2 separate regions of the Homo sapiens genome follow, and region 1 is linked to region 2. Evidence: chromatin loops called from intact Hi-C (ENCODE). Cell type or tissue: K562. All regions are shown on one strand. Each heading gives the region's core, and the rest is flanking DNA. Links, peaks and the distances in the headings are about the cores only.

The links. Hi-C counts contacts between places; a loop is a spot of excess contacts. Peaks named below come from ENCODE experiments on the same cell type or tissue, not always from the same donor. Only the 100,000 strongest peaks of a DNase experiment are listed, where the experiment ranks them.
Region 1: it touches region 2 in a loop (4-fold over the local background); 7 of 110 quality-filtered maps call a loop at or near these places.

The regions. Positions count from the first base shown.
Region 1 is chr1:204,957,353-204,968,481 of GRCh38, reverse strand. NFASC (neurofascin) reads right to left here. Exons shown (of 30, transcript NM_001005388.3): 8 at 10,656-10,826; 9 at 122-233. Among named protein-coding and RNA genes, the nearest start is that of CNTN2, 80 kb to the left of the region's middle. In K562, for the core only: a CTCF peak has its summit at 6,475; no DNase peak of the experiment used is centred there; H3K27me3 peaks cover 3,738 bases.
Region 2 is chr1:204,821,578-204,832,706 of GRCh38, reverse strand. NFASC (neurofascin) reads right to left here and starts at 4,055. Exons shown (of 30, transcript NM_001005388.3): 1 at 3,925-4,055. In K562, for the core only: a CTCF peak has its summit at 5,546 (motif pointing left); DNase peaks (open chromatin) are centred at 4,086 and 5,526; H3K27me3 peaks cover 2,296 bases.

The sequences.
Region 1 (11,129 bases), core at 2,034-10,033, 140 kb before region 2:
TGCTTCTCTTTTTGCTGTGCTACTGGTATGCACTAAATGTGGCATTAACAAGAGCATGAACAAGCTCCCATCCCCATCCTCCTGGAGGGTGGCTAGAAGAGGGGCTGCAAACCGCACATACACCCCGGAGGCGATGCATTCCAGCAGGAGGTCCATGCCACGAAGCACCATCTGGCTGCTCGCGGTGCCCTGGGGATACATGAAGCTTGGTGTTCTTTCTGCAACTCCTCGGGCTGAAACAGGAGAGAACAAACTCCCATGAGCCTCCTTCCAGAAGGCAGACCCCACTAGGCCAACGCTGTCAGGCTAGAGAGAAGTGGCATCACCGCCCCTGCCGGATCCTCCCAGCTGAAACCATCCCAAGGACTTGGGCATCATTAAGTGAGGTGTGTTAGGAAGCCCAGGGCTCCTCAGCCCCACCTACATGAGAGAGAGGAGCTCTAGGTTCTGAAAGGATCTGCCTGGAGGAGCCCAGCTTCCCTCAGGTTCAGGGAATCTCCCCTTCCCTGGAACGGGGAGGGGCTGTCTGAGCAGTGCGAGATCTACTCCAGAGCAGCTTGTGTTGGGATCCCAGAGGCCACTGTGTGGCCCCCAGGGCAGGCCATCTCAGCAGCGGTCCTTCTCCCCAGGCAGGGATCTGGAAGCAGAGAAGGCATGTACTGGGTCCACAGGACAGACAACCTGCTCTTTAGGACCCTGAAAACAAGGTGCTGGGATGGAGTCACAAAGCCCGCACAATCAATCAGAAATGCAGGGAGAGTTATTAATGGCTTAGCAAAGACATGGAGAGAGTTAATGAACAGAGATGACAGGAAATCACTCCGGGGCCAAGACCATTCTGCCTCCTCACTAATGACTCGGGAAGACAGCTGGGGAGGAGAGTAGTAATTACATGTGAGCTGCTCGGGGAGGGGGTGGGAGAAAAGTGGCCGCCAAGTTGGAGGAGGTGATGATCTATAATGCAACTAGGCCGGAACAGTCATGGGTCTGAAATCAATGAGATTCATGCAGGTCTTGAAGGCCAGGTGGCTCACAGAGATTGGCATTTTCAGGATGGCTGTTTCCCTGTAGAAGGGTTGTGCCAGCATGGGCCCACCCATGACAGAGTGAATTCCACCTTCCCCGAGCCTCACCTCTTCCCCCAGAGCTCTTTGTATAGCTCTAGGGGAATGGGTAAGATGGAAGGGAAAAGAACGAGAATTTTCCATCCAGAAACCCCAAGGCAAAAGGGAAACTGGAGGAAGTACCCCCTGGCCAAGGTGTACGATCGTACATAGGAATGGCTAAAAACAAAAATAGAAGCTGAGCCCACCCATGGGTTTAATGGGGTCTTAGACTCAGCAGGACAAGGGAAAGGTGGAGGGGAGGCAGAGCTGCCAGGAGCTGGGAGGCCTCAGAGACACCTGGGGTGAGGATGAAGACACTTATCCAGGGTTTAATCGGTGCTGGTAGCGTGAGGAGAGAGTGCGGGGGAACTTTATCCAGATGTAACTGGTGCTTCCTAAAGGAGCTTGCTGGGTTTGCTGGGGCCTGGCTGCACCGGCGGGGCTCCTGTTCTGGGGCACTCAACTCTCTCCCTCGGCACTGGTGGAGTGCAATTCATAGAGTTTGCTTCTATTTTATCTTTTTGTCAAAAGAAGAAAGGATGAAACATATGCAGAGGGTAACGAGGCTGATGATACAATACACGGCATACAGCAAATGCTCAATGAAGGTTTATAAGGTGAATGGATTGGAGGGGAAGAAGAGAACAAAAAATAAGGCAGCAGTTTAACCCATATTATTTCTCTTTCTGTAGATGCCTCATCTGTCCCACCAGCACACACATTACAACAGTGACTACTGAAGGGGTTAATCCATTATGTGGTTAATTGGTTATCATCTATGTCTATAACTCTTGTAGCATCCAATTCTCAGCACCAAGGAAGCCTGACACCAACAGCTTCCTCCCACCCACCATCACGGAATCACCAAAACAACCAAGACACATGGGCACTATGAGGAAAGGAGATTCTAGGGCAGAAGGCTCTGTTGTCAGGTTGGTGAATCCGTCAAGAGCTGGGAACCCTGGGATTCTGTGGAAGAGGTAGGTCCCAGCTAAGTCGTCATACTCCTTCCACACTGGGAGGAAATCTGCAGAAACCAATCTGTGACCCTATGGACGTTTAATTTACACCATAACGCGCGACACCACCAGCACGCACAACCCAGCAAAGCAATAATGATGGGAAGGAGGAAAATTTAGCACAGAGTTCTGCTGTGGGTGCCTTGACACACTGTAGCTGTGACTATAAAGAGGTTACAGCAATATTGCATTTGTAGGATGTGGGCTAGCAACAATAGAATTATCCTAAAGAAGGAGAAGCTACTGGAAACAAGCCAAAGTTCAAAAAAAGAGAAGAGCATCCTAAAAGTTGGAGGTCATAATCAGGGCCACCATTCAGTGAACGTTTGCTAGGGACCATGCACTGTGCTGACAGCTCCATCCACACCACCATTTATGCTTAATCCTCACAGCAAACCTGGAGGGTTGTATCCCCATTTTCAGCAGAGGCAACTGAGGCTCAGTGAAGTCAACAGACTTGCCCAAGGTTCCAAGCTAGTTATGTTTTGGATTCTGTGCCATTTAGCACCAAAAACGTGTGCTTTCCACCCACTCTACATTGCCTCTCTGTCTAAAGATGGGCATCCCACTTGTTCCTACTTCTGACAGTCAGCTTCAGGAATATCTTTCTTATTCAAACCAAAGAAAATGCAAGGGCAAAAGAGGTAAAGGAGAAAGATATTTCTGTCTTAGTGAGCTGCTCTGGTGAAACTCTTCCACTATGTTTTACTATTCTCACTGTCTCAGCTAAGATCCCACCTCTCCTCAGTGGCTATTAAAAAAAACTCGGGCCCAAGGTGGAGAAAAAGAAGCTGAGGAGGGAATTCAGCAGCTCTAAAGGCACCTCAGTTGGATTCTTAAAGGCATGGAAAACTTGAAGAAGATTTGGGGGACATAATATCATTAAGGAATGAGATGGCTGGCCCTAAAGGAAAGGTTATGAAGAAATGCAGTCAATTGCAGCAGGAGGAACTCATATGAAAATCTAGGAAGGATACTAGAGCTGGTGGCTTTGAGAGCCACTGTTCTCAAAGAGGGTGCCTAATTTCCTTCCCTGGAGAAGTAGAGACAGGAAGACTCTAAGACAACAGTGATTACTAGATGAAACTCTAAATGGTGGCAGATGACTGTCTCATCTTATCATGGGACACCCTCTTTCATCATGGAGGCAGGGATCCCTGGAGAGTATTGGTTATTCGCCCTGATCTTCAGAGTGGGGTCTGACCTAATGCCTGATCAAACTCAGAGTCCATACGCTAAAGCTCATATCTGTGTGGATTCAGGAAGAGCTTCCCTCGCCAGCTCATTTGACTTCTTGCCCAGGGACAGTCAGTCCTCTCCTGCTCTCGTAAGCTGTGGCTCAGAGTGGGTCCATGGGTTTCTGGGGAAATATGGTCAGCTAGCAGACAACAGGAGATGACAATGCCTCAACCATGTTGGCCTTAAAGGTCCAACGATAAATGCCTCTTGATCATCTCTTTTGAGGAAACATCAAGACTCCTGACAACCTTAGTTGCCCCCCTCTGTCAAGTGCTATGTGTTAGCAGGACAAGAAAGTTCAATGAATCAGACGTATCTGAGGACCTCTACCAAAAACAGCTTTTAGGGGCATCTGTATCCCTCATCCAGACCACTTTGCTGCTTTCGATTCTCAGAACTGAGAACCAGAGACTCATGGGGCCAGATTCTTGGCATCTCATTCACCTCTCTTGCTCTAGGAATGGCTGACCAAACAACCCCAGAAGATAGGAAAAACTCTTTGTCTAGTAATATTTGATACCTTTCAGTACCAGGAAATTTCTCCTGTAAGTTTAACCCAAACCTCATATGCAGTAGTTGGAGCTTTTCTTCTTATGCAGTTCTCAGCACAGCTGAGGATTTGAACAGCTTTTGTTTCTCTGGTCTGCCCTACAATTTCTCCCTCTATGGTACTTTCTTCCTATAATTGCACCTGCTTTTTGCCCCTTGGCTTCTCTTTAAGTTCTGTCTGTCCTTCTTAATTTCAGAAGCATAGAAGAACTATCCAGGATACAGTCAACACTAAACCATTCCCTTTAAAACCAGTAATGGGTAACACTTGTTAAGTATCGAGAATGTGCCCAACACATACTAGGAACCATAAGCACATTCTCCTGTTTAATCTTCACAACAATCCTATGAGACAGGTAATACATCCATTTGGCAAATGAGAACATTAAAGTTCTGAGACACTAAATGACTTACTCAGCATCACTCAATGGTATGTCCCGGACCCTGGATTTAATTCAAGGCAGTCTACCTCAGAGCACACACTCTTAACCACTTGGTCTCCTCACCTGGCTGAATCCTAAGCGGCAAGTTACAATCTCAGACCAGATTCTCCTGCCACTCAGCAGGTCAGGGGGCACCTAGCAGTGTTCAGAGGATACCAATCCACTCTAGAAATCACTAAAACAAAATAGAAGTATGGGGTGGCCCTCCTGCTACAAAAGAGACGTGCCATATTTCAGAGCCAAACAGACAGATGCCCTGGGCACTTTTCATCAAGTCTCTCTGTCCAGATGCCTGCACTCCAGAAAGAAGTCATCCTCCTTCCTTCCATTTCCCTTTGATTTCTTGCTAGAAGCATCAGCCTAGTTGTCTTTTGTTCAAAATGTGTCTCCCTTTGACTTTATATCCTTTCCAGCAGCTTCATACTTGGGTCAGCTCCGTCCTACCCTGGATTGAGGACAAGGGGTCAATCTCCAGGTAAACTCTTGTAAGCTTTGCTTGTTTCATAGTCCTGGATGGATCTCATAAGTCCCACTCATTCTCTTGCAATAATAGTTTGATCAATGGTCACAAACTGGTTTAAGTGACTGGAATCACTCAAACTTATTCCATTGATAAAACAACTCTATGTGTACGTTCCCCTGTATGGCTTATCTTACATAAAGTGAGGAACTTAGACCAGATGGTCTCTAAGGGAACTTCTGGCTCTGATGCACTCAGGCTTACAGAATACTTCCTATAACAGATTACCTGGAATCCGATTTAGAACAAGGCCCATTCCATACCAGGGCTCTGGGGCTCTTAACACAATAGTAGTTGGCCCCATTATCTTGAAAACAAACAATGCTTAGAATCCAACAAAGGTCCCCTGATTCCTTGGGTAGTGAATCTCTTTGGCAGGATCTCAGTGTGGTTCTAGCTGCTTGGTGCCAAGTTAGAGCCTTTGCCTCTCTCCCTGGCTCGCGCTCCCTCATCCCATCCCCTTCTCCAGTCACTCATCATCCTTTGTATTAGCACATCACAGTGCAGACACTTCCTATCTGTTTCAGCCCACAGTGAGGTCCCTTGAGGACCTGCAGCCTCAGCTTCTGAGGCATAACTAATGATGGGGGCCAGCTGCCTCACCAGAGCCAGCAAATGATGGTGCCTCTGGCTGCTCAGGGAAAATAAGACATTCTTGAGCCATGGTGAGGGGTAACTCAGGTGTGGAAATAGCCAATTACCCTATTAATCAGACTGAGCAACCAGCTGTGTCATGAGTTAAAACCATGCCTCATTGTAATTGTTCCATGTCTCGCAAGTGTGGACTGGTGGGCATTTGATTTGCATATACTACCAAAGGAGGAGAGAGGCCTAGGTGAGAGGGTACGGTGGATGGTTTCACCTCATTTATACTCATCTTGAAAGAGAACTCAGAGCTGGACTCTTACTCCTATTGCCCAGATGGATTTTAAAGAGACACGGGACCTCACTGTGAAATGGTACTCCCGGTAACTAAGGTGAGATTACAAAGCAGGCAATTCCTATCTAGAGTTAACTGAACATACTAACAAGCTTTCTGTGTTCTTTCAACTACCAATAGGAACCAGACTTCCTGTTTTCTCTTCACTATGGAACTCACCTATTTTAAGATAGTCTCCCTTCATCCATTCTTGATTCCTAAGCTTCTACTTTTTCAGTAAAAGTTCCTGCTTTTCAAGAAGTTCTTTTGAAGTCCTACCCTGGTTTGAACAACTTGTTGAGAATTCAGCAACTTGAGGCATGCCTGTTAGAGGAGACCACACCACCAGGTGAGCCACCTCAAACCCCCACACTGCCTCCTGGCAGGCAGCCTTCTGGAGGTGTCACCTTGGCACCCTGGCTGGGCCAGCTGCCACCCAGCAGGAGTTAATGACGTGGTATCAGTCAAGTTAGGCAAACTGGGGTTAGCACAGGCAAGGTTACTCCCAAGGTTACCGCTGCGACTCACCACTGTACATGTCAGGGTGGTTTCTTAAGGACGAGTCATTATAAGGGTGGTCTGTAACAAACAAAAGAGGGTGAGCAAACAGGAGGCCACGGAGAAGTCACAGAGGCATAAACGGGGAGAGAAAACAAATGCAAAGCCAGAAAAACAACTGAGGAGGGCAGCAGTGGTCTTTTGCAAAGGAAAGACACGGCATATTTGGAAAGGCAATACGCTCAGTGAAGAACAAGCAACACAAAACAGCCCACAAAAGGAGAAAAAAAGGTTAAATCCTGCAAAAGAAGGCAATAATACAGTAATGGTTTTTTTAAAATTAAAGAAATTAGGTTTGAACTTTAATTAATTGGTCCTGCTATATTTTCAAACAAATGAGAGAAGGATTAGTGGTGTCCTGTAGCCATCTTTTGAACAACTCCTTCTTATCAAAATCCTCAGTTCCCAGGACTCTGGGTCAGGCTAGCTCTTGGAGCAGCTAAAGAGAAAGGAGTGTTAGTGAGCTCCGGGGAAGAGCAAAGTGCTGCCTGGGCAGAAGCTAAGCTGCAGGAGGTTGGTGGTAAATGGGAGGAGGTCATTGACCAAAAGAGTTGGGCCAAGGGGCCCTGGCCACACCCAGCAACATGTGTCACTGGAGTCTGCCCAGGTGGGCACCACTATGATCTTGGAGATGTCTCTGTTGGCAGAAAGCCCTCCTTGTGAGGATGCCGGGAGAGGTTCAGTGAGGTGGGGAGAACATCCCTGAGGTTCAGGCTTTAGAATTTAGAATTGGAGCTTGGGACAGGAGAAAGTGCAAGCTGTGAGTTCTACATTTCAGACTAGGAAAGTCCTCCTGAACGTTCTGGAGGTTCGAAGCTCTCTAGACTATGCAGGATTGAAGACATTCCTTATGGAGCAAGATCAGTGGCTTCAGTTCCAATGTTAGGTAATTCAAACTCGTGGGCATTTACTCCTTAATGAGAAAGACATTTCAGAAGAGGACACATCATCACGCCAGCGTCCTGAAGGAGCTTTTCCCTCTCTACCTCTGGTCCCTTCCAGCAACTGGGTTCAAATTGTGACAGTACTAAAAGGGGGTGGGGTATACAGCTGACTGGAAGCCAAGCAGATGGCCCTGAGGAGGCAAGAACATGGTCCAACTGCTCGAGGGACAACAGGGGCTCTGCCAAAACATTTGCATATTTGTCGACAGATCCAATCCCATTACAACTAGTTGCAAGAAGTATGAGAGTCCTTTTCTGGGACTGGCATTGCATTGCATCCCAAATCTGCTTGCCACCTGGTAGGAAGATTTTCATTATTCAGAACTCTCTCTTAAGATGGGGTTTGTTGTAAAGACCCAGCCTGTTTGGGAAGTCTGCTTGGGTCCATCTGGAGCTAAAGGCAGGAATAAATCCACAATGTAACGAAGAGATGGGGTGGCCCAAGGGCAGGTGGGGGCTGCAGCTGGGCTTGGGAGGCAACTCTGTTCCTCTCCTGGGGGTGGATGGTGGCACATACAGATGACAGGGCCCTTCCTTCATGCTCCCATATCACCAGGTGAAATGTAACCTATCTCTCTCCAGAGAAGTAGCCCACGCCCAGAACTGACCTCGTGGTTTGTGAATTCTGGAGCACATGTGAGAAATTCACGGAAACTTCTTTGACTGCTCCAAGAATGTCACTTAGACACTGGAGGAAGAAGGGGTGTGCCCTGGTGTCTGCCTTAGGGAGGACCCTCCTCGCTTACCACAGTTGCCTCTTATTGCATCAGGAGGCACCCAGCACCTGTTACAGCATAGGCAGAGTGGGACGGGCCCAGCTCTGTAGCCCAACTCCACTGCTTATCTTTGACTGCATCCCAGGTTTTAAAAATGATTTCAGATTACCCAGTATTTTGCATTACATACCATTGTCAACTTCCTTCAATGCAGGTAATAAAAATGGGACATGATGAGATTTATTTCTTCCCAAATGGGCAAACTGTGACAGGAGTGCCTGGTGAGAATAGGGCCTTTGAAGCTGCCCCTGCCTGACTGCTTTGCCTCCCACCCCAGACCTGGTTCTGAAGGTACAAGAGAAAGCCTGTGTCCTCTCCAGACAGGAAAGTAGAGAGAGCACCACTGTGCTATTTTAAGCAAGTGTGCCCAATTCTGGGCTGGCTCAGATGCCCAGAACTTGCTCCCAGCCAGAGCTGCCCCTGGGAGAACTCCAGGAAGCTGATGGGGCTCTGTTCCAATCACCTAGGGGGTCTCTCGCCATTCGGAGGAAAGAGTTTTCAGTGGAATAGAGGACCTAGAAATGAAGAATTAACAAACATCCCTTACTTCTTCTGGTAGAGAAGAGTGTTTCTGGAAAGTCCAAGTTCTACATGTTGTTTAAATCTCTAACTGCAGAGGAAGTTAGTTAATTCTACAGAGGAAGACTCTTCACCACCTCAGTCTCTTGGCCTCTGCTCTACTCTGTGTGACAGTGATGGGCTCTGCCCAGGATGACAGAAGGTCAACTGACTCAGTTCCAAAAGCAGCAGGCCGATTTCTAGCGTCGTCTGGGCAAGGAGAGAGGGGCCCTGGTGGTGATGCTGATGGCTGTCCAGGCTCAGCTCAGCGAGCATGTTATCTTGTTCTTGACATCCCTGCTCCTCCCCCTGCCAATGCTGTTAGTCCTGTCCTGGCTGCTGAGGCCACTCCGAGGTCCTGGGCAGACTACACTGTCCTTCCCAGCCCAGCCAGCTGGCAGGCAGTCACCCTGATGTGGACTGAGGAGACACTGCAGACAAACCAACTTTCTCCTCCAAGGGGTCTCCCTGGGCTTGGGTCAGGAATGAGAAAGTCAGGGACGGGGGAGCAACTGGAGTGAAGCCAGGTCACCCTGCCAGGAACTCGAGGGGCTTGCTGCAGGTGTCAGGCAACCTGCCGGCTACCACCTTTGGCAGCCCAGCACCAACACAGATCAGTGTGTGGGGACACTGCAAGGCAGGAGGCGATGATTAGAGGAGGGCAGAATGGAGTTCCAAGACAGAACAGAGAGATGGAAAAGAAGAAAGAAAAAGAAAGAGGGAGGAGAAATAAAGAAGGAAGTGAAAAAGAAAAAGGAAGAAAATGAAAAGGTGAAAGAAAAAAAAAAACATGAGAAGGGGAAGAGAAAAGGAAGCTGCTTCCTTTTGGATCCACCTCTGTGCCATGGTGGAAATGGAGCATGGGGCTGTGTTGGCTCTCAGGACCACCAGCCTCTGCCATCAGCAGGGATAGGGAGGAAGGAAGAGAACGATAATGGTCACACCCCCTACCTGTCCTGAATGAGAAGTGATCTCACCTGAACCTCTCCTGACCCACACCCACCCGGGGAGCCATTGTTCACCACCTCTGCAGGGGCTCCAGGAAGCCAGGGTCAGCCTATTTTTTCTGACCTTTGCAAACTGCCAGCACCCACATGGTGCTCTCTACTGGCCTCCCCAACAATCCTCACTGTCCAGAGCATCAGAAACAACACTCACAGCATGAGTCAGACTAAGGTCTGTTTTTTGGGGGGCTCCTTTATGGAAGGCGTGTTACAAATCCATGGTGTACATCAACATAGACAACTTCCAACGTCCTGAGTGGGCTGAGACTTTGCAGCAAAAGCTCTAGGCTGCCTCGTCCTTGCCAAGAAGAACATTTCTGACTAAGCTTCTCTCTCTCCTCAAGGGAGAGCCACCAACACTATAATGGGTCGGGAAATGCTGATTTGCTTTTGTACCAGCCAAACAGAATCAGGGAATAGAAACGAAAACAAATAAAACTCAAACATAAGCCTGCAACTTACAAACATAGCGATTCCATATGGTTCAGCATATACATATTACAGAATCAAATAAAATTTATTTTGGTGTCTCCACTAATTTTCATATTTTCTGCTATGGGTTTCTTATACAAATAAAGATAACCAAGCAATGAGAAGAAATAAAAGAAATAATCAAGCTGTGTCCGGAGAGGGGTTCTAGATGACCACTGGAAGCAGTGGTTCTCAAACTCTGGGGTGCACTTGAATTACCTGGAGGGCTCATAAAGAACAAAGAGGCTCAGGGCTGTTGAGGTACGATAGGCTGGTTCTGGGTACGCTGCCAGGTTCTAAGGTGATTCTGATTCCCACCAGAATTTGAGGAGGATTGACTTAGAGTAGGACCAAGTTTAACTCAAGGTTTCACAATCAAGAGAGATCGTTTAAGAGCAGCTGAAGTGGCTCAGGCACCATGAGCTGGAAGGATTTCTAGGTCAGCCTCAAGGACAAGTCTCCCCCTATAGACTCAGGTACCTAGGGCTGGGTGGGATCAGTGGGCTTCTTTCTTTGGCCCCCAGCCCCGGGACAGGGGCCTTCACTTACTGGTGAGGACCTTGAGGGTGAAAGGGTTCTTCTGCTGGATGGTGTGGGTGAAGTGGAAGCGGGCGTTACAACTGTAGTCGGTCTGCATGTCCTGCAGCATCACGTTGGAGAAGTATAGGTCTCCGTTATGGCCCTGAGAGACACGTTTGTCTTGGGTGATGGGCTCCATGGCTATAAGAAAGCAGAGGTACGGCAGCAGGTTAGTAGTAATAACAGTAATCATCACCACCGCAGTCCTGGCGACAGAACACTTTACAGAGGGTCAGGTGGCGACCAGGAGCTTGACATTACTTGGTCTAATCCTCTCAACTCTGAAGTATGGCTTATTCCCATTTTACAGATCAGAAAGCAGAGGATGTAATGTGTCCAGCATTGCAAAGGCAGAGAGGAGAGCAGGATTTTAGATGCAGACCTGCCTGCCCACCATGTCCATGTTCTATGACCACACTTTTCTCTTTCCTGTTCACGCCACAA
Region 2 (11,129 bases), core at 2,047-10,046:
GCTTGCACAGCTCCTGACAGATTCAAAGGCTCAGGATACATTGATGAAATGAACAAAAATGGGTGTGTGGGGGAAAAGAGGGGCTACTCAGACAGATGAAACTGACAGTCTCTCTCCTTAGGCTATTTTCCCACTTCGGCTATGGATATTTGCGGGAATCTGTGGTCAAGTGTATAGCTTCTAAGGACCTCTCCTGCTTACCAACAACTTGCCCTCCCCATCAATGACTCCCACCTGACTCTGACCTCCCCATAATGCCAAATCCTTTCACACACCTTGCAGGTGTGTGAACCTTGCAGTCCTCACAATATTTTTCCTCGCCTTGCCTCTCAGCACATCCCTGTGCATCTTGCCTACACACGAGTAGCTCCCAGAGCCTCTTTCCTCTGACTCACTGACATTCTAAGCATATCCAGCCACACTTTACCCCTAAAATACAAGAGCTTAGAAGATGGGATTGGGAGAGTTAAGCAGCCTCGACCTCATCACAGAGCTCCCTTTGGGTATTCCCCTATCAGGTTCTAGCCACATCTAGCCGGGTTCACCTTGTTCACACAGGTGTTCACACAGAACATTACCCCTCTAGCCCTTCAAGCTGGGGATCTGACAACACCTTGAACCTCATCTTGTCCCCTACCCTTTTCCTGAGAGTCAACTTCAGGGTCAGCCCTGAGCTACCATTCCGGATAGCATCAGCCAAGCCCTCTTCATAGCTGTGGAGAGCAGGGTGCTGATACCACTGGAATTAAAGATCCCGCTGTGTAACATCCCTATCCGGATGCTCTTGCTCAAGCTTATCTGTTATTTGTCTGATCACCTGTCTTCCTCTTCCATTGCCCAGGAGCTCGGAGAGATTGGACCCTAGCTTACTTTTCATCTCTATGGTCTCAGCACCTAGCAGAGCAGCACACCGTAGGGCTTAATGGATCTTTGTTAAATGAGTAAGTATGAAACCGGCCTTACGTTCCTCTCACTTCTCCCCTCCCCACCCCAAACATCACCCCAGGCAAACAGACTGAGAACTGAATTTTTCTGCTTCCCCCTCTCTGATTTCCTAAGAATTTCTTTTTCTAAAGACAAAGGGATGATTCTCACACTCCAGCTCCTCCATGGTCTTGAAGATCTCAGGGTGCCTCTGGCCTCCAAAAAAGCCTGAGGGAGAAGAGTGGAGCCAGAGGTAGGAAACAAGTTGCAATATACTGATCAGAGCCTTGGCATCCTGTCTCTCACTCACCACAGAAATCAGACCCTCCTCTGGCCCACCCACCCCAGAAATGCAAAGCCAGAACCCCACCCCCAGCTCTCAGCCACCTCTTCAATGTGTGCCTTAAAAGAACCAGCCCTTGTGAGCGCAGCCAGTTCAGCCCACAGGGAGCTGGCTAGGTACAATTGGAAGGTCTTGCTCCAGCTCTCTGGGGAGCTGGCTTCTCCCTCCGTGTGCCTTGGTTTATTTCTCCGTACTCTTTCTGATGCCAAACAAGGGGGTGAGGGGTGAAATTCATTGCACAAAACTGGGAAATATGTACACTGTTATTAGAATCCCCCACTTCACCTGAGCTCCAGTCAAGCATTTCAACATCAGGACCTTAATCCAATCAGCTCTCAACAACGGCTGCAGGTAATGCTTTCTCCCTGTACCAGGAAAAGCTGGCAGCCCTTAGGCACTGATGCCAGGGAAAGCTTCCAGCCCCACCCCCTCTCACGCTGGAGAGGCGACGGAGAAGGGTGACAAAGCAAGGTGCAGCCAGTGCCCCCAGCAGCACATCCCCTTGCCAGGCACTGCCTGAGGCCCATTCAGAGTTTACTGCACAGGAGCTGAAGGAGTCCAGTCACTTGGATTCCTAAAGTGAAAGCCTTGCAGAGAAGGGACAGAGTCTGTCTGCAATTCGCTCTTAACGCCTCAATTTAAGCCTCTGGGTTTCGTCTAAGCCCCTAAGACAGGAATCGGGCTGCCATTCCCTGTTCCACAGTGGCAACCACAATTTCTGGGGCTAAGTGGGAGTGAGTCTCTTTCCTTACTGGCATAATTCTCTCTCTCTCTCTCTCTCTATACACACATCACACAACACACACACACATCACAACACACACACACATCACAACACACACACACATCACAACACACACAACACACCCCTTCAGTTGAATCCAAAGACAAGGGGAGAAATTACTCCCTCCGAAGTGCCAGCTCAGTCAAGACAAAAGGTGAAATGTATTAGCTGCGTAGCAGGCCCCCATCTCCTTCAATTCTTCCTGCAATGCAATTCCACCACATCCAATCATCCCCAAACCAGAAGGAGGATAGATCTCTGCCTGCCTTCCTCCACTGCCCCCACCTCACAGCTGGTATGGCCCCTATCCCCAGAGGCTTCCACTCTTCACACACATTTTCCCTGGGCTATTCTCCTATTGCTTTAAGTTCTGTGGGCTCTGAGGCTGGCTTTGGCTCCACACAAACAATTAAACTCCTGTCCAACCAGGTCTCAAAGCCCTGTGGCTTGCCCTTGCCTTGCTGGAGATTTGACTGAGGCCCAGCAGGGCCCAGCACATTTCCAAGGGTAGATGAGACGCACTAGGCCCTCATGCCAGGGACACAGGCAGGCAGAAAAGGGGTATTGTTGTCCTCTCCCCCACACTGAGGGATGAGGCATCTCTGCTCAACACACACACACACACACACACACACACACACACACACACCCCATGCCAAAATGCCAAGGAAGGAGTCAGGAGCAGAACCTGGCTCAGGACAGGATGGGGGCTGCCATGGGGACCAGATTCTAGGTGATTCAGCACTCTGCCCACTCTTGGCCCAGCCCATGGGCCACACTCATGACAGCTCCAGATGCCAAAGTGCTGACTTGGAGGCTGAAGCAGAATCTTTTCTAAAATCCAAAATTATCCAGCCCTCCAGCAGGGCTCCTCATCCAGGCCTTTACATCAGGGCTCAGGCCAAGCCCCAGGAGGAGTCTGCTCAGTCATTCCCCTGGACCCTGCCCCTTCCCCATCCTAGTTTCCCAATGCCTAGCACCCCCTCCCCCAATCCATCTAGGAAACAAACCTGAACAGCTAGAGGAGTAGAGTGGCTGCATGGCTGGAGAGGAACATAAGAGAGAGGCCTACTAACCCCCAGCATTCTTCCCCAAGCCACAAATAGGATCGAACATGCAGAAAGGGGTTATATTCCACAACCAAGATCCCCACCCAGGGAAGGGGGGTCCAGAGGCCACTGAGGGAGGGCTGGGTACAGGCTGTATGGCTCCACACAGCACCAGGAAGGGCAGCTAGGGAAGGTGACGGGTGTCAGGCCAGCTAACAGCCAAAGGGGGGAGAAGGCGGGGTTCTTGAGAGGGACTGTGATGCAGGAGGACACCAAGAGGCAGCTGGGAAGGGGCTGGGACAGGGCGTGCAAGGGGGAACCAGGGGAGGACAGAAACTGAGGGAGCAAATGGAGAGACAGGACACCAACTGGTAGGGGCATGAGATGGGGAAGAGAATAGGGGAGGCAAGAAGGGGCTGATGTGTGCGGTAGGAAATACAGGAGGCATGGGGTCATCCAAAGTGGGGTGTCGAGGTAAACAGAAGTACAAGGGCAGGCAGGGCTCACGGATGAGGCGGGGACAGAGAGGAAAGGGAAAGGGTTGAGGATGCGGGAAGGGGGAGGGGACGCGGCCAACGAGATAGAAAGGGTGTTGGGGTGGGCAGGGGGCTGGGAGCTGGACGGGGACGGGGTGGGCATACGAACAGAATCGGATGGATTCGGGGCAGGTGACAGTGTGGAGAGGGGAAGGGATGGGAATGTGGACGGAGGGGGAGGGGGCAGGTCAGGGGATGGAGACAGACGAGGGCGGGAACAAGGGGGTGTCGCTAGGTGGGTTTCCATGACTCTCTACCCCCATCTCTCCGGTGTTCGCGCTCGCCTACCTCCAAGGGCTCGGGCTCCGGCCCTGGGCGCTGTCCGAGCTGTCCGCTGCCGGCGCCGCCACTTCCCCCGCGTCCCCTGCAGCGCCTCTCGCCGCCAGCCGCCGCATTAGGGCAGAGACCAGCCCGTGCGCGTCCCCGGGCGGCCGGCGCGCCCCCGACACCCTGCGTGCGCGCCCCCGCGCCCCTCCCTTCGCGCTCCTAGCGGCCGCTGAGCGGGGACCAGGACAGAGGCGGAGGGAAGGATGCTCCGGACGCAGCCCCGCCTGGCGCGCTGGGGAGCGGTGCGCAGAGCCAGGGCCGGAAAAAAAAATCCTCCTTTCTCTTTTCACCTGAGGCCTCTTTGCGGGCTTGCCTGGAGAGTGATAACTAGTCTCCCCGTTTCCGTTCGCTGAGCACCTACTACGTGCAAAGCACACAGGAGGAAGTACCCTGAAGCCCCAACAGGATCGCTTGTTTGCACCTCCACCATAGACTGTGACTTTAGGGAGCAGGAAGTTGCCGGACAGCTTGTGTTCTCAGGGCCTAGCACAGAGACTTGTTTGTGGTAAACTCTCCAGCAACATTTGTTGATTGGCAAGTCGTTGGATCCTGATTCAGGGATGTGAGAGAGGTTGTGACTGCTATGAACAGTGCGGGGCTTTCTTTTAGAAATGGGAGATTTCCTCTGCCCTAGGGGGACTCAGGCCTCAGTCGTGGCTGGAGAACTATCTGACATGATAGCAAGACATTTATCTGTGGACATCAGTTTCCACAACTGAACCATGAAAAGTTGATTGGGTGGTCGCCCAAGGTCTCTTCTAGCTCTGACACGAAGACTGCATTAGGTTCTGTGCACAGGATCTGAGCTCAGAATTATCACCTGAAACAGTGGAAAGATCCCAGTTAGGGAATCATAGAATCTTTGTCTTGGAAGAGCACTTGGAAGCTTCTAGTTCAGCTCCTCATCCAAAACTACAGTCCCCTGCAGCATCCCTCTGTGGCCCCATTCAAGGGCTACTTTCTCTGTGCTCATAGCTCCTACCCTGGCACCACTGTCTTTTATTCTGGATGAGAACACCAAAGTTCAAGGAACCTGCCCAAGTAATAATTCAAAGCCCAGATGCATCTGACAGTGCCTAGTTAAAACTACTTTGCTATTTTAAGATGGGCCCTACAAGTTTTAGATTTCACCAATACTAGAATCTTCTAATATGGTCAAGTTGAAGGATCACAGGATTTGCCAAGAAAGTCCTGGCTTACCAGCAGGGTAAACTTGGGCAGTTCACTTAACCTCTCTAAGTCTTCTTTTTCCCATCTGTAAAATGGGCATAGAGTGAGCATCAATGAGATAAGGTACTGAACCAAACTGTTCTTTACAAATGTTAATTATTGTTCAGCCTTCCCTCCCCTTTCTTCATTACTTTTAAACAGCAAATACACGAAGGTCTAGAGAGATGGACCCCACACAGTGGTTTGGTGGTTGAAACTGAACTGGGACTCAAGTTTCATGGCCTTAGTATAAAGAAATTAAGTGTGGGCCTAAAGGGAGCATGGTGACCCCCAGAGGCCCTGAGGGTGAAGGTGTTTCCTTGGCCTCGGTGGTGTCCCAGAGCTGCAGGCAAGTCCTGATGGAGGGAGAGGCACCCCCTGCTGGTGATGGACTCTGGGGACTAAGAAGAGCCTACGCACCTTGCAGGCTGTTCTGCTGCTGTGTCAGGAACAGACTCACTCAGGACCGAGGGCAGAAAGTGGTTGCTCTTTTTCTTTCCTGACATTTATCTGGCCTTCCTGCTTCTTTTTCTTCCCTGGGTTTGCACCTCTAGTTCTGGCTGGAACCCTCAGCAAGCATGGACTTTCAACCCAGACCTGAAACCTCACTCACTGTGTCCTCTGTCATGGTGAATGGCAAGTCACAGGATTTTCACATTCCCTAGTGTTTCATTCCTCCCAATGAAATTCCATAAGCCCTGCCTCATCCTGGGCTCAGACCAAGAGAAAGCCCCAGGTATGAGTCTCGGGCACTTGAAGCCATCCTCTTCCACACTGGTCCCTAGGAAGTGTGGGGAAACTGGCAGATTCGTGCATCATTGGTGGAGGTTTAACTTGGTATGGCCTTTTTGGGAGAGCAATACAGCAGTACCATCAAGACTTTAATGACACCCTTGACCCATCAATGCCACCTCAAAGAATCCAGCCTGCAGAATCACTGGCCCAATCCACAAAGATGTGTATGCACAAGGATACTCAGTGCGGCTCAAGAGGACAATGATTACATCCATTGTAATAATCCATGCAATAGCACAGTTTTAAAAATTATAACAATGATAACACACACACATTTGTTTTTTAAAAAGCAAGTTAATAATGACATACAGGGAATAAAGGTATTATCCTTTTCTGGGGGAAAAGGGAAAGCAAATTGGGAGACAGGGTGGGAAGAAGAGGAAAGAGGGAATAATGCCCTGGGCTAGTTTAGAAGATAAGAGCAAAGGCCCTTAAGCTTACTAGGAAGGACCTAATTTTTGTTGAAGCCTTTCACATACTAGGCCTTTTGCATATATTATGTTACTCATTCCTCAGAAACCCCAGTGAGGTGGGGATCATTGTCCCCAATTTACTGATGAGGAAATAGATGCCCAGTGAGGTTAATAAGAGTACAGCATCACACAGATGGGGTGTGGTACAGTGTTAGCTTTGCCCCTAGAGAGATCTGACTTTTGTCCTTGGCTCCTGGGAGGTCATCTCTGAGTCCTTGGTTATCTCACCTGATAAGAGTATCTTTATCTACCTGGGGGTCTTGGGCAAAACCAGGTAGTCTATACTAACAATGATGGATGGTGGGGTCTTTGGGCATGCATCGGCTCAACCTCCAGAGGGGCTAGAAACTAAGGTCAACCACTTGGATGGTCAGCCATGACTACATGACTGAGCCCCAATAAAATCCCTGGACACTAAGGATTGGAAGAACTTCCCTGATTAGCAATATTTTGCATGCAGTGTCACACATTGTTCCTGGGAGACTTTAGCACTGTCCTCAGCTTCATCAAGAGAGAATAACTGCGATCTCTGCACATGCAACTCTCCTGGACTCTGCTTGACCTGTCTCTTCTTTTGGCTAATTCTAATCTGTATCCTTTTATTGTAATAAACCACCATTATGAGCCTATGAGCTCTCAGTTCTATGAGTCCTTCTAATAAATTACTGACCTAAGAGGGGTCTTGGGAATGCTTGAGCTTGCAATTGGTCAGAAGTAAGAATGGTCTCAGGGACTGCTTCCTAACTCTGTAGATGGTAAGTGGTGGAATTGGGAGTTGGACAAAGATCTTAGAGTCTCCAGGGTGTACCCTCTCCCACTGCACAACACTCCCTTACGCCGACCTATTGTATAACAAGTGCCAAAGGACAGAAACTCTGCCACTGATACAAAAGGGCTGGGCTCCCGGCTAAACCCCACCCTTAAGCCTGGAACTGTGGCCCTAAGTGGATATAGCTGACCCCACTTTTCCTCCCAAATGTTGCCTTTTTGGCCTGCCCTGCCCCTATCCCTTGCCCATAAAAGACTTTAGCTGGCAGAGAAACACAAGTGGCTGAGTGGCAAGGAGACAAGTGGCTGAGCAGTGAGCAGAGAAGCAACTGAACATCAGAGACTGTGGATAGACATGGCTAATTTCAGGCAGTGTGGCTTCAGAGAGGGGCCCAGATGGAGACAGCCAGGCTTCAGAGAAAGATTACCTTCCCATCCCCTTTCCAGGCTCCCTTTCCACTGAGAGCCAACCACCACTCAATAAAGTCTTCCACACTCATCACCTTTCAAACAGTTCATGTGACCTGATTCTTCCTGGACACTGGACAAGAACCCGGGTGCTGAGAGGGCAGGGGCTGCCACCCTGACCTTCCACTGAGCTGACTGACACTTGGCCATCTCTGGACAGCAGAGCTGAAAGAGCATCCATTGCAACACACTTGGATGCTGCTGCAGGGCCCACACAGAGCTTGCTCCCACCAGAGAGGAGTGACCGGCTAGTTCTAGCATTCGTTCACTCTGGTTCCCGCACTCACTCACACACTCCCTTCTGCCAGGAGTGGCCATCAGCAGGCTGAGTGAAATGAGCCACTCCAGTTCCTGCCCACAAAGGGGGTCAAGGGAACAATCCTGTGTCACTATCATGAGGAAGAACAAGAGCAGAGTGATAGTCATGCTGAGCTCTAGCAAAGCAGGTGGATGAGGATGCAGAAAAGCAAGCAGAGTAGCATGTTCAGAAGGAATGTAGAGGGGCAAATTTTAGAAAGTTCCAGGAATATAGGCCCCCCCCATAATGCAGGAGGGCAGGAAGACAGGTGCAGTGAAAGCCAATGGGAAAAACCACTAGGAATTTCCCATAGGTCCCCCAAGAAGCTACTAGACTCTTTGATCTCTTATCTCATCTCTCCCTCAGCATCTTCTAGTCTCTCCCTAGGCCAAGGGGGAAAGTTGCATCCCAATTTGCACACAGCATTAAGGGAAGGAGGGAGGGATCCAGGAACAGGGCTCTGGTCCTTCTCCCATTTGGCCAGTGCACACATGCTGGTGATCCAAAGCAGTGGCAGATGTGGAGACCCCATGCTGTCTGCAGGTCCTCATCACCCCCCAACACCTGTCACATTCTCAAGTGCCTAGAATTTTCTTCCCCCCATGCTGGGGAGTAGCCAAAGGAAAGGAAGCACTCAGCCCAACTCCAAGCTGGAGAGCATCTTTCCATCTGCTCTCTTACTTCCCGCTTTGAAATTAAAAAATAAAAATCTCCTTGGGAGTTGCCTCTTGCCCACCACTGCCAAGGGCCAGCCATAGAGCTCAGTTTATGAAGTCACTTGGAAATGTGCATGTGTTAGAGCTTTTACCTTCCAGATGCAGAGACCTCCCCAAGCTACATAGAATTAGTCTTCCACTGTACGTAGGTGAAATTCCATTCCTGGAATGGAATTTGAGAGATGGGGCAGTGAATGGGGAAGTTAGAGAGGAGGAGAGAGAAGCTTTGGAATAGCCATTAACCAGCCTTGACTCTAGGCCTGGGTATCAGACCTGTCCCTGCTCCAAGAGTGAGGGAGGCAAAGGGTGGAACTGCCCCACCGTCTGCTTTTATACAGAGCATGTTTCCACCTTTAAAGACTACCTTTGAATTTCACCTGCATAAATATATTAGAAAGAGTAGGATTTTTGGAGTCTTTCTCTACCATGATGAAAGGCCTTGTATTAGTCTGTTCTGTCATTGCTATAAAGAAATACCTGAGACTGGGTAATTTACAAAGAAAAGAGGTTTAGTTGGCTCATGGTTCTTCAGGTGGTATAGGAAGCATGGCAGTATCAGCTTCTGGGGAGGCCTCAGGGAATTTTACTGATGGCAGAAGGGCAGGCATCTTCACATGGCCAGAGCAGGAGGAAGAGAGGTGAAGGGGAGGTGCCACATACTTTTAAATAACCAGATCTCACTATCGCGATGACAGCACCAAGGAGGATGATGTTAAACCATGAGAAACCACTCTCATGATCTAATCCCCTCCCACCAGGCCCCACCTAAAACATTGAGGATTACAATTTGACATGAGATTTGGGTGGGAACACAGATCCAAACCATATCAGGCCTATACCTGTTTATTAACAATAGTAGTAAAATAAGCTATTTCTCTCTCTCTTACTTCTAATGAGCCAACCAGCAAGAAAAGCCCAACTGCAAACTCTCTCTATAAACATATGAAACCTTGTCTTTCTGGAGGACTTTGAGGACTGGTCTTCTAGGTGGGTTGCTTCATAATCCTGTCCCTAGACAGGGAAATATGGTCCCTCCCCAGGTGGGAACCCTGGAATTTAGAAAACCTTTATCAAAAGAGCTTTTCCTTTTGCAGTTGTCTTGCAAACGTATTTGTGTTAATAGTCTTGAGAGTGATTGTGCCCAGCTAACCACAAAGGCATTCATTTCATCTTAATCAAATGGTTAAAACATATTAAAAGCCTGGTGCGGTGGCGCATGCCTACAGTCCCAGCTACTTGAGAGGGTGAGGTGGGAGGATTGCTTGACCCCAGGTATTGGAGGCTTCATTGTGCAATGACCATTTTTGTGAATAGCTACTGCACTCCAGCCTGGGCAACACAGTGAGACATTCTGGTCCTTAAAAAAAAAAAAAAAAAAAAAAACCCAAAACAAAATATATTAAAACAATCTCTTTTCCGGAAAGCCCTTACTCACTTTGTCTTTGTGATGTACTCCTTTCTGAAGACTCAGCTTAAACATCTCTGGTGTGAAAAACAAAACAAAACAAAACAAAAAACTCTTCCTCTGCCAGACTCAGCCTCTCATCTGTGCAGCAGTGTACACAGTAAGGGCTTCCCTCATAGCACTTACTGCACTGCGTTTCCAACTGGAAGTTTCCTAGAACAGGGACCATCTTCCTCTCATTGTATCTACAGGGTCCAGCACTATACACTGCTCATAGCTGAAGCTATGGATGAGTGCATGATAAATAAAAGTATGAATAAAAGCAGAGCTGCTATGAATATAGACAGTGCTATCCAATGACAGTAGCCACTAGCCGCATGTGACTATTTAAATTTAACTAAAATTAAAAATTCAGCTCTTCAGTCACACTAACCACATTATAAGTGTACAAGAGCTGCATGTGCCTAGCGGCCACTGTATTAAATGACACAGATTAAAGAACATTGCTATAATTGCAGAAAGTTCTATTGAACAGCACTGGACTACATTATGATGGGCCCAGCTGAAGTTATGCAGTGCGTGACCTGCACAACTGTTCAGAGTGGGCCTGTATGAATGAAGGACCTCTCTGTGTGCAGTACTGTGACCGCTGCTGTGCTAGCTGCTGATCAAAGAATTACACAGACATTTATAGTCTAAGACAGGCATGAGAACATCTGAAAACACATTGTAAAGAATGGCCTCTCGATGAGTAAATATGGGTCAAATGAAGTAAACAGACTATGCGTAGGTATCATCAAATATAGAGAGAATGAACAGACCGAAGAAGGGAAATACAAAGAGGTTTGACGTCCTCACAGCCTAAAAACTAGTGTCTGTTTCCCTTCTTGAAATGGACATTACTTGGCTAGAATTATTTCCTGGAGAAATAAACATATTAGACAGAAATAACCATGCTGGCTATTGAAATATAGCCAAAGAAAATATTTGTCTTCACGTAGCAACCACAGAAGGTCTCCATCATGGCAACCACT